Regions from separate parts of the Homo sapiens genome. Here all the other regions are linked to region 1. Evidence: chromatin loops called from intact Hi-C (ENCODE). Cell type or tissue: endothelial cell of umbilical vein. All regions are shown on one strand. Region 1 overlaps LCP1 (lymphocyte cytosolic protein 1). Region 2 has its middle 73 kb from the start of SIAH3. Region 3 overlaps SIAH3 (siah E3 ubiquitin protein ligase family member 3).

Region 1 (4,000 bases):
ACAGCTTAGGCACAAAAGCCCAGCTTCCCATCTGCTGTGTGGGTGGGTGGCTCCTCTGCAGGTCAAAGCGTGATCATGCCAAATCGACGGCCAGCTTCTCTGTCACAGCAGCCTAACTGAGGAAGTTGGCTGCAGCAGAACTCCTCTGCATCCCCGCAGTGCACCCCCACTTCTTCCCAAGTAAGGCCCCGCCAAGCTGGAGAGGAGATCTCGGGCGCTGCTCACCCCAAAGATTCCTCCTCGAATCAGTCTGGACATTGTTTTGCACCAATCCCCAAGTCTGACTTTGGTTTATGATCGGGTTTGTTGGGGCTCAGAAAAAAATGAAACCCCAAAGTGTGGCACTTTGGTGTGCAGAGTACTTTGAACTAAAGGAGACTGGAAAGCCTCCAAGGAAACCTCAGAAACAAGGTCTCCCTCTCCGATCTTCTCCTGCCCTCCTGTCTCCTCCTCTTCTTTCTCCCCTGAAGCAACTCGCAGAAAGCAGAATTCCTCTTTCTCAAGGAGGGTCATAGAAACTAGAACCCCTTTCCCCCAAAGCAAGCCATAAAACCCTAGAAAAATTACTCTAACCTTCCCCTGCCTTTCTGTGTAGACAGTGACGGTAAAGAAATTCTCTGACCTACCTTGCCTGATAGTAGGTAATAAGACCCTCATTCCAGGGGGGTCCTGCCCTGATCCCTGGAGGAAAAAATGCTACAGACTGCAGCCAAGAAGAATCGGAACACACAGGCCTTGCTGGGCTTCCCCTTCCATTTATTAGCCTTAGATCACAGCCTTTTGCCCAATCACATTTCTGCCTGGCCGTTCATTCTGCATTAAATCTAAGCATAAAAATGAACAGTTTTCCTTGGATCTTTGGGTTTTCATTTCTAAAAGCTCCCATGTCATGTAAAACTTTGATGAAAGAAATATGTTACCCTTTTCTCTTGTTACCCATCTTTTGTCATAGTATTGGCCGTGACTCTTATGATAGGTGAGGAAAGGTATCACACCTCTTCACTCCTACAAGTTCAGTGTATTTCTGAGTTTGGCTCTCAGCTTTAATTTTATTCCCTGCTTTGCCTAACGGAAATTTATTCTTCAGTTTTTAGCTAAACTATTTCTCCTCAGACTGTTTCCTGTCATAAACTCATGTCTCACCCTGCCCTTCTTTTTATCACTCGTCACATCTGTTATTTTAATTGTTTAACTTCCGTCTTTCCTAAGACAGGCATCAGCTGAGCACAGTGCCTGTTTAGTTCATAGGCACATTCCTAAAACCTTGCACTGTGCCTTGCACATACTAGGCACTCGAACGTGTTGGAGGAATGAATGAATGAACGATTTATAGCACACTGTCAGCAAACTTTCAAAATGAAACATCCAGAGACACCTAATATAGGGAACATTTTATTTGGAAAGATTTTGAGCATCATTCTCTTTTCATTTTTTATTAAGGCAGTAACATTCTTTCTTCCTGGAGGCGGAGGGGGGAAATCATCTGAGGCTACAGTAAGTTCAATCTGAAGTCAAAACCAACCAATTTGTATTCAGAAGCAGCAAAAATACTGGTTATGGGCTGGGAGGAGCCACATGTTGGCTTTCTGAGTCCACTGCCAAGGAACAGATCCAGAGCAATGCATTTCAATTGCTTTGAAAAATGGCTAAGTTCCATTACATACCACCACTAAAGAAGATACCTCATTGATGGAGCTTTTCACCATGATAGAGGGCGTCTTGCATTGGTTCACAATGGCCTGTTGCTTTTTAGCCTTCAGTTGGTTTAGGGGGAAATTGCTCAACCTATGAGACCTGCTCAAATTCATACTGTTCTGGTTTTGCTTTGGAATTCTTTGTCCAGTAAATTAGCTCTTCATAACGCAGTTCCACCATTTCTTATCCAGCATAGATTCATTCTGCCCTTGACAGCTGGCTAGGTGTGTGTGTATGTGAGTAGGGGTGCTATTGATTGGCACATATTGTCCCCCCTGGAGTTTAGGGGTGGCAGAAAGCTTTTATAGTACCAAAAAAGTAAACATTGATAATATGGCCTGACAACAATCAGATATGCTAAGCTCTAGAAGCAAAAGCAAGGTAGGATTGCCTCCAAATGTTGACAGGTATTAGCCATACCACAGTAACTAGATCTAATGTGAGGGCTAAATGCCTGGAGAGGCAGAACCCTAAAGGATGCTTAGTTATAGCTCCATGCTGCCGCCGAGTGGCTTGATGCTCCATTACACCCTCCTTGGATCCAACCTTCCATTAAGGCTGAAGGCTCTAGAGGGCAGAGTATTCAAGATGTTAGATCTGGTCCAAGCCCAAATTCTAGAGTTAAAAGCAGAGGGGTTCTTAGTGGCTGAAAAAAAACAAAACCTGATGACATTTGGGACTCCAGTTTTGAGGAAAGGCTCTGATGATGAGGCTTACTTCTGCAGGCTACCAGAGACTCCTGAGACTTCAACAGCTTGACTGATTTATCACACACTCCAAGTGGCCCAGAGACAAGGACGGCCAGAAGAGATGGGCCCCCCCGGAAGGCATGGTTCCAAAAGTGTGAGGAGCAAAGTCAAGGGAGGCAGGGTAGGAAGAGGGGACAGAAAGAGGGGCTTGCAACAGATCAAATGCTGACCTCCAGGAACAGGGTTTAGGGCAGGTGTGATGTTTCCCCTCCTGGCCCTCATCTTGAACAAAGAAAAGGGAAGCCACATGAAGCTGGTTTGAAAGATTATATCAAAATTAATACCACTGCAGCTTCTATCCTTGGCTAATGGCAAAAGCGAGAAGGGTACCTGGAAAATAACTTCTTTCTTTTCCTCTAGATTTTCGAAGAAGCAAATAAATCAAGAATAGAAACCTATATATAGGAGGTTGGGCCTCCTGCAAAGAATGAAGCACTTTTTGTTAAATACAGGAGAGGCTACTTGGCTGCACTAATATGTGCTTTTTGGAATCTTATAGAGTGTCACCAAGTTGAACTTTGGAATGGCTTGAATCATCCCTGGAGCATCTGTGCCGGGCAGTCAGGAGTGAGTGCACCGCCTCCCACCCAGCCCCATTGGGCCTCACACCCTCTTCATTCCTTTCCCCATGAGGCAGGCAAACACGGTCATGACCATTTTGGGGTTCACTTCAACCAGGTCTTCTGGCAGGGCATACACTCTTGCTCCAATTTTTCGGGCCATAGAGATGGCATATCTAAAAGGGAGAAAAGAGGAAAAATAAGGAGAGCCTGAGAAACACAACACGAATGGGACCCTGGAGGGTCACAGTCACAGTCGTTCCATAGTCAGGACAGAACTCACTCCTGCAGTGGCTGGAGTCAGTCACCAGCATCCTCACACTTTTGTGGACAAATTTTGGCTCAACCAAAGATTCTGACAAAGCATCAGACTTGCTGGCTAGTCTCGTGATCATTATCAAGTGTATTATTTGTCCTTGGAGACCTCTTCAGCTCCTGCCTTTTTTTTAAGTTAAGTTTTTTTTTTTTTTTTTGTAGAGACAGGGGTCTCACTATGTTGCCCAGGCTGGGCTTGAACTCCTGGCCTCAAGAGAAGCTCTTGCCTCAGCCTCCCAAAGCACTGGGATTACAGGTGTGAGCCACTACAGCACGTGCTGCCACTTTTGATACTCACACCAGGAGTATTCTCTTGGGCTACATAGCAGCATAGCAGAAAGAGTCACAGAACTGAATAAACATGTGTGCTAGGAAAAGTTTGCAGACTACATTTCAACTACAGTAACATTTTGACAAGGAACAAAAGAGGAAAAATGTATAATATCCTGACCTTGGCCAGGCGCGGTGGCTCACGCCTGTAATCCCAACACTTCGGGTGGCCGAGGCGGGTGGATCACAAGGTCAGGAGATCGAGACCATCCTGGCCAACATGGTGAAACCCCATCTCTACTAAAAATACAAAAAATTAGCCAGGCGTGGTGGCGTGCGCCTGTAGTCCCAGCTACTCAGGAGGCTGAGGCAGGAGAATCGCTTGAACCCGGGAGGCGGAGGCTGCAGTGA
Region 2 (4,000 bases), 200 kb before region 1:
CAGGAGTTCAAGACCAGTCTGGCCAACATGGAGAAACCCCGTCTCTACTAAAAAAAAATACAAAAATTAGCCAGGTATGGCAGTGCGCACCTGTAATCCCAGCTACTCGGGAGACTGAGGCAGGAGAATCACTTGAGAATCAGTTGAACCCAGGAGGAGGAGGTTGCAATGAGCCGAGATCGCACCACTGCACTCCAGTCTGGGTGACAGAATGAGACTTCATCTCAAAAACAAAAACAAAAACAAAAAAGCAAGTTGCAGATCAAGCACAGAGACAGGAGACCACCCTGTACTTGTTCTCTTAGCCTTTTTTTGAAATGCTGGAGCAGCAGCTAGCTTGCCAAGTCCTAAGACTGTCTCTGATGGAGAGGGACTCCTTCAGCTATCCTCTGCCCGGGCCCCTTTCCCAGGAATAGCACTGACCATTGAGTCTAACACCAGCCTCTAGAAGAAAATGAAAGGGAAAGGGAATCTAGCTGAGGTGCTGGCCAGCCATGCTGGTAAGGTGCCTGGTTGGAGCTGCTGCATTGGAGCCACAGGTACCTTCGCTTCCTGACCATAAGCTAAGCCACTCGACCTTCAGAAGCTCTGGTTTCATCATCCATAAGGTCTAACTCACAGGACTGTTGAGAGGACCAAATGAGATAGCACATGTGGCAGCGCCTAGCAGATAAAACGTGCCATTGCCCACCACCTCCATTTTCTTCATATTCTCCCAGGCGGTGGGAATGCAGACACTCAACTGCCAGTGGGCAGTTTGCGAGTGGGCCGTGGGGTGACAGCCAGGGCAGCCCACAGCCCCCCATGCAGACACAAGCCTGAGGGGTCCCCGGCCACCGCCTGGCCCTGCCTGTCTGCCCACTTTCCCCTCCACTTGTTTCGCTGCTCCCTGTTCACCCTCTTCATCCTTCCCCATCTTTCAATGAGGAGGGGAGAAAGGAATGTGTTACTTACTACATACTATGGATTGTGCTCTGTGAGTTTCATTAACTAATTTAGTCTCAGTAAAATCACCATTTTATAGATGATGAAAAGGGTGTGGAGTTTGAGTAACTTGCTCCAAGCCACAGGGATAGCAGAGGTGGGACCAGGCTTTACACTCTGGCAGGCTGACTCCAAATTCTCTGCTGTTAAACTTACTATTCTATCATTCAGTAGTTCTCAGAGTGTGGTCCCGGGACCAACAGTATCAGCATGACCTAGGAAATTTTTAGAAATGCAAATTCCTGGGCCCCGCCCCCAGACTTACAGAAACTGAAGCTTTGGGGTGCGGCCCAGCCATCAATGTGTCCCCAAACCCTCCAGGGGACTCTGAGCACACTGAAGTTTGAGAACCTCTCTCCACTGTGTCTCCCAGCAAACCTGGTGTCCCATTGTTTTCTAAGTTGAAAAACTTAAAAAATGAAATCGGCTACAGCTGATAACATCTTGTTTTTAAGGGTATTGGTTGCAATTTGATGGAAAATATTGATGTGGAGGTAAAGAGTGAGGCTGGCTGGGAAAATACAGGCCTGTCTCCAGGTACTTGTTGAGAGGGGAAAAGAACCATAGGTGCCAGGGAGAAACCTGGGTCTCAAATGGGTCTCTTTCTCATTCCACACTTTTGACCTGCTCACGCAAATATTTTCTTAAACCCTCTATTAGATTGCTGTCTCCCAGGCAAGGCCTTGATCATTAATAATGCAGTTCAGCACAAAAAGCCTGGAGATGCTCATTTTATTTTATGTTTATTCTGCTTCTTTCATTCCTCTTGACACAAAGGCCCACGCATATATATATATATATATATATATATATACACATACACTTATTACCCTTGATTCAACCTTATGTTTACAAAATCCATTTCTAAAAGTTTTTGAGCATTGGTGTTTCTCAGAGCTGTCATGTATGGATGCACAGGCTGTGCACTGCACAACTAGGAGGAGCCATTTACAGATGCAACTATGCACCTGGCCCCTGGAGTTGTGTGATGCTGCGGCTCTGCTGCTAGTGCTGCTGCCTCTCACCACCCTGACAGCTGACTTTCACTGTCAGTCTTCTGCCTTCCTTGTTGGCCTCACCTTCTCATCTAAGCCTTGCCTTCTTTTTCTCTTCCAAGCCTCTCCTGCTTCAAATTCTTGCCTCAGGACTGAGGGCTACCCGGCCCCTGCCTCACCCCCTGTCCCCAGGGGCCTCTCAGTCTATACAATGTTGAACTTGCCTGCTCAGGGCTCCACAGGCTCTGGATTTCCAAGATAGAGCAAAGTCTCCTGTGGGCTCTCTGGCTCTTCACCATTCTAAACTCCCCAGGGCAAGTAGGAAAAGTGAGACTGTCCCAGATAAAGCCACCAGGAGGTGATGTCTGGCTGCTACTAAATATTGTTAGTAAATGACGAGTTCCATTTATGTATGTATTTATTTATTTAGAGCCTGGAGTGCAGTGGCATGGTTATGGCTCACTCTACCCTCAACCTCCTGTGTTCAAGCGATCCTCCCACCTCAGCCTCCAAAGTGTCTGGGACCACAGGCATGCACCACCATGCCTGGCTAATTTTCTTATTTTTTTGTAGAGCTGGGGTCTCACTATGTTGCCCTGGTTGGTTTTGAACTCCTGGGCTCAAGCCATCCTCTTGTCTTGGCCTCCCGAAGTGTTGGGATTACAGGTGTGGGCCACCACACCTGGCCAGAGTTCTTATGAGAAGCAAAAGCCTCCATGTGTCTGTATTATAAACATGAATGGACACCTGAGCAGCCCATGAGAAGCATATCTGGTCCTAGACAGTGTGAGGAAATGACAGTCGTGCCTACGGTGCCTTTGCTAATCCCATTCTGTGTGTGTGGTAAGGGGCTGGGCAGGAGAGGGGAGATGATCTTATATGAGAACAGCTGCTGCCTCTTAGAAGTTTGCTTCCTTGGCTTCACCTGGGAGCTCACGGCTCCCTTACGCATCTGTTTCACATTTATTTCTTGCGTACCTAGGGGTTGTCTGAGTGTTTGCTTTTGGAATTAGAGGAGAGAAAGTAAATAAAATATCAACTCTGGATATTATAGATCCTTTTGATTAGCATTTAAAACCCTTCAGCCATGTGTTCAGGGCTGATTCCCTCCATCCAGGGGCTAAGTGCTGGCCATCCACCATGTTTTAAAAAGCAGGAACCAGCCAGGCACAGTGGCTCATGCCTGTAATCCCAGCACTTTGGGAGACGAGAGCATCACTTGAGGCCAGGAGTTTGAGACCAGCCTGGGCAACATAACCAGACCTCATCTCTACAAAAAAAATTTTGTTAATTAGCCAGATGTGGTGGTGTGCACCTGTGCACCTGTAATTGCAGCTACTCAGGAGGCTGAGGATGGGGGATCTTTTGAGCTTGGGAGGTGGAGCCTATAGTGAGCCATGAACCATTATTATACCACTGCGTTCCAACCTGGGCAGCAGAGGCCTGTCTCTAAAAATAATAATAATGATAAATAAGTAAAGTAAAGTGAAAATCAGAGACTTGCTTCTGTTATTTTCTCCAAGACAAGTTTACTGGTTCTAAAAGGCATTCTCAAAGAACCACCCTCTGGGGCCCCTCCCTATGTTTCTGTCTCTTCAATATAAATTCTTCCATGGACAGAAAAGAATTTGGCTTTCAGTTTGGCTCTACTGACCAGTTCTGCGTCCTTAAGAAAACATTTAGGGTCTCTGAGCCGCTTGGTTTCATCCATTTATTTTCCACCTATAACATGGAAATAATGAAAACAATTGCATTTGCCTCATGGGGTTGTTTAGAGGATGCCAGCAGACTTTTTCTGCAAGGGGCCAGATAGTAAATATTCTAAGCTTTGCAGGCCATAACAGTCTTTGTAGCAACTACTCAACTATGCCCTATTAGGGAAAGCCACCACAGACAATGCATCAAAGAATAGAGTTGGGTGTGTTCCAATAACAAAAACACGCAGCCAGCAGAAATTGGCCCACTGGTGGTAGCTAAATCAAGCAGATGACGCAAGAAATGTGTATGAAAGTAAACTGTAA
Region 3 (4,000 bases), 320 kb before region 1:
TTCTAAAATTTATATGGAACCAAAAAAGAGTGCGAATAGCCAAAGCAATATGAAGCAAAAAGAAGAAAGTTGGAGGCATCACACTACCTGACTTCAAACTATACTACAAAGCTACAGTAACCAAAACAGCACGATACTGGTATAAAAACAGACCATAGACCAATGGAACAGGATAGAGAACCCAAAAATAAAGCTGCACAATTACAATAATCTGATCTTTGATAAAGTTGACAATAACAAGCAATGGGAAAAGGACTCCCTATTCAATAAATTGTGCTGGGATAATTAGCCAGCTATATGCAGAAGAATGAAAATGGACCTCTACCTTTCGCCATATATAAAAATTAACTCAAGATGGATTAAAAACTGAAATGTAAGACCTCAAACTATAAAAATCTTAGAAGAAAACTAGGATATACCATTCTGGACAGTGGCCTTGGCAAAGAATTTATAACTAAGTCCCTAAAAGCAATTGCAACAAAGACAGAAATTGACAAGTAGGACCTAATTAAACTAAAGAGCTTCTGCACAGCAAAAGAAACTATTAACAGGCTAAACAGACAATTTATAGAATGGTAGAAAATATTTGCAAACTATGCATCTGACAACAGTCTAATGTCCAGAATCTATAAGAAACCTAATTCAACAAGCAAAACCAAATAACCCCATTAAAAATGGGCAAAGGACATGACAGACACTTCTCAAAAGAAGACATACATGTGACATACAAATATATGAAATAATCCTCAACATCATTAATCATCAGAGAAATGCAAATCAAAACCACAATGAGATGCCATTTTGTCCCCATCAGAATGGCTATTAAAAAGACAAAAAATAACATGTTGATGAGGTTGTGAAGAAAAGGGAACATTTATATACTGTTGGTGGAAATGTAAATTAGTTCAGCCACTGTGGAAAGCAGTTTGGAGATTTCTCAAATAATTTAAAACAGAACTACCATTTGACCCAGCAATTCCATTATGGAGTATATATGCAAAGGAAAAGACATTGTTCTACCAAAAAGATAAACACACTCATATTTTCATCACAGCACTCCTCACAATAGCAAAGACATGGAATCAACCCAGGTCCCCATCAATGGTGGACTGGATAAAGAAAATGTGGTACATATACACCATGGAATACTACACAGCCATAAAAGTGAATCGAATTATATCCTTTGCAGCAACATGGATGGAGCTAGAGGCCATGATATTAAGCGAAGTAATGCAGGAACAGAAAACCAAATACCACATGTTCTCACTTACAACAGGGAGCTAAACATTGAGTACACACGCATATAAAGATGGCACCAATAGACATTGGGGACTATGAGAGTGGGGAGGGTGGAAGGAAGACAATGGTTGAAAAAGTATCTATTGCGTGCTATGCTCACTACCTGGATGACAGGATTATTCATATACCAAGCCTTAGTGACACGTCATTTACCCATGTAACAAACCTGCACATTTACCCCCTAAACTTAAAAGCTGAAGAAAATAAATAAAAATTTAAAGGTATGTGAATTTTATTTCAATAAAACTGTTACACTAATAGTAAAAGACAGAAACTTCCTTAACAAGTAGACTGACATTTTTAGTGGGTACACTCTGGAAGCATCACTGAAATCAGAAACAAACCATGAATGTTCACTATATTACTGTTATTTAACATTCCACAGGAAGTAGCCAATGCAATTTGATGGGAAAAAGAAATAAAAGGTATAAAAGTTTGGAAATGAGAGAACCAACTGGAAAAAATCATAAAATTTGAAGAATTCAGTAAAGCACAAATTTAGTAAATACAAATCAATAATTTTCACACTTTCAAATAAGAAGTAGCTGTTCATATTAAAAATAATACCTTGGAATAAATTTTATAGGAAACAGTCACAGGCTATAAGAAAAAAACGTAAAATGCTACAGAAGAACTCTAAGAAAGAATTGAATAAATAAAAGTATCATCTATTCAATACGATGATTCACTGTTATAAATATGTTGACATTCCCTAAAATTAACAAGATTGTAATAAATACACCAGAATACTAAAAAAAAAAAACTCAAGTGATTTAAAAAGTTTATATGAAAAAATAAATGTGCAATTATAGTCAGATTGCTGAAAAATAAATAGTTATGAAGGAGACTATTCAATAAAATTGTAAAACATAGAATAAAGCTACAGTATTAAAACATGGTGATTCAAGTGCATGAGAAAACAAAGCAGATTGTTAGAACAGCACAGAGAACCAAATACTTATAGTTCTATTTATTAGATTTAGTAGAGCAGGAAGTTTAGCATTGTATATTATTAGAGAAAAAAAAATCCCCTACTCCTACTGAGTTTTTAAATCTGTATTCCCCATTCGTCTAGAGAGGCATAGAAGCAAGAGAGAACTTAGGGACCTAGAGAAGACTCAGTGTAAAAAAGTCAGGACACAGCAGCAATTTGCTGTGACCAATGACTGGACACCAGATGGCAGCAAGGACTCTCAGTGGTGTCAATATGGATGGATGACAACAGCTAGAAAGAATGCCCTCCAAATCGAATCATTGACATTGCATATGCCCAGTAGTGTATTAGCTCACAAGAGCTAATTGTTGAAGTTTTAGAAATTTTGTGAGCTGATTGTTAAACACAGCCATTGTTAAAATTAAACAAACAGAATTAAATAACTTATATTAACAACCCAGGTAGTAAATACTCAAAGCTCATTACTTCCTAAATATTTTATTATATTTTGCTATTAAATGTGTTCTTGAGGTTGCTTACATATCTGTAAATCTGTATTTGTATCTGTATCTATATGGTAGAAATACTAAAAACCTCTTCCCAACTTCATGTGCGGTGATGTTGTGTTGGTAGCTTAAAATTAGTCATGGTGGGAATATTTACACCATGGAAACTGGCAAATGCTATAAATCAGGGCTTGATTTTCTGTTTTGTTGATTTTCTAGAGTAGACTGAAGAAAGTGATGAAGAAAATGTTAATAAGGGCAAACTATACCTAAAAGTGTCCTGGTATATAGGTGTTACTTTGTGTTAAACAGCACAAAAAATTACAGAAATAGTCTTTTAGTATCCTAAGACTATTATCCAACTCAGCAAATAAATAGTTCACGTCACTGAGCAGTGAGTGATAATCTGACATTTATCTTTGTTGTTTCACTTTTATCTGTTAACATAAAAGAAAACATCAACCAACATTCATATTTAAGTCACACACATTCATCAATGACATGGTGACTTTTTCTATGAACTAGATAGCCAACATAGTCTAATTTTGTTAAACAACGGCTGAATTGTAACTGTAGGTTGGCTACAGATACAAGAGTTCAACAAAACCAATAAATACATTCTGTGTAGTTATATGAAATTTAAAATAAAGAATATTGTATATTTTGTTATTATTTGTAAATTGTATTACACATACTTTATATCAGTAAAATTTATAATAAACTTATGTCCATATGTACGTGCATACTTTTATCTACCAGAACATTACTTCATAGGCCCCCCAAAACTTGGACTCAACACTGGGCACAGTAGGGAATCTCCATCCTGGTTAAAATTAGGTTTCCATTCTTGATGGAATGGGAACCAGAATATATATTAAATTCAGTTATAGAGAAAAGAATGTTATATCTATTGCACATCTCAAATTATGAATATGTTTAAGACTTGTACCCATTTCGCATCTGATAAGGCAAAGTAAACCTAAAAGCTAAACAAGGAGGCTCTGAGGCCTCCATTTTCGCCTTCGGCAGTACATCCCACACAGTGAATGAGTGGGCTTCCAACCCTATTGTAACAATATTGATGATCCCTGCCTGGTCCTGACTCATAAAAGAAGTTGATGTGGGTCAATGACTCCTGAAGTGGACATAAATCCTGAGGCTGCGCTGCATAACCTCTGAACTTTCAGTGACTGCTGCCTCAAGGTAATTGCCTAAGCCTCTAGGACTTAAGGTGGGGAGAATGCGTGTGTTGGGGGCTCCG

The links. A loop is a pair of places that touch in the nucleus more often than their neighbours do. Peaks named below come from ENCODE experiments on the same cell type or tissue, not always from the same donor. Only the 100,000 strongest peaks of a DNase experiment are listed, where the experiment ranks them.
Region 2: it touches region 1 in a loop (15-fold over the local background); 6 of 110 quality-filtered maps call a loop at or near these places.
Region 3: a loop joins it to region 1, with 21 times the contacts of the local background. A loop is called at or near these places in 51 of 110 quality-filtered maps.

The regions. Positions count from the first base shown.
Region 1 is chr13:46,124,544-46,128,543 of GRCh38, forward strand. LCP1 (lymphocyte cytosolic protein 1) reads right to left here. Exons shown (of 16, transcript NM_002298.5): 16 at 1,380-3,180. The coding sequence ends at 3,048. Among named protein-coding and RNA genes, the nearest start is that of CPB2, 22 kb to the left of the region's middle. RefSeq lists an enhancer at 908-1,017. In endothelial cell of umbilical vein, a CTCF peak has its summit at 2,232; DNase peaks (open chromatin) are centred at 1,188 and 2,208; H3K27ac peaks cover 1,738 bases.
Region 2 is chr13:45,923,028-45,927,027 of GRCh38, forward strand. No RefSeq gene overlaps it. Among named protein-coding and RNA genes, the nearest start is that of SIAH3, 73 kb to the left of the region's middle. RefSeq lists enhancers at 273-781, 782-1,289, 1,299-1,348. In endothelial cell of umbilical vein, a CTCF peak has its summit at 2,327; no DNase peak of the experiment used is centred here.
Region 3 is chr13:45,805,228-45,809,227 of GRCh38, forward strand. All of the region lies in intron 1 of SIAH3 (siah E3 ubiquitin protein ligase family member 3), which reads right to left. Among named protein-coding and RNA genes, the nearest start is that of SIAH3, 45 kb to the right of the region's middle. In endothelial cell of umbilical vein, a CTCF peak has its summit at 2,456 (motif pointing right); a DNase peak (open chromatin) is centred at 2,504; H3K27me3 peaks cover 229 bases.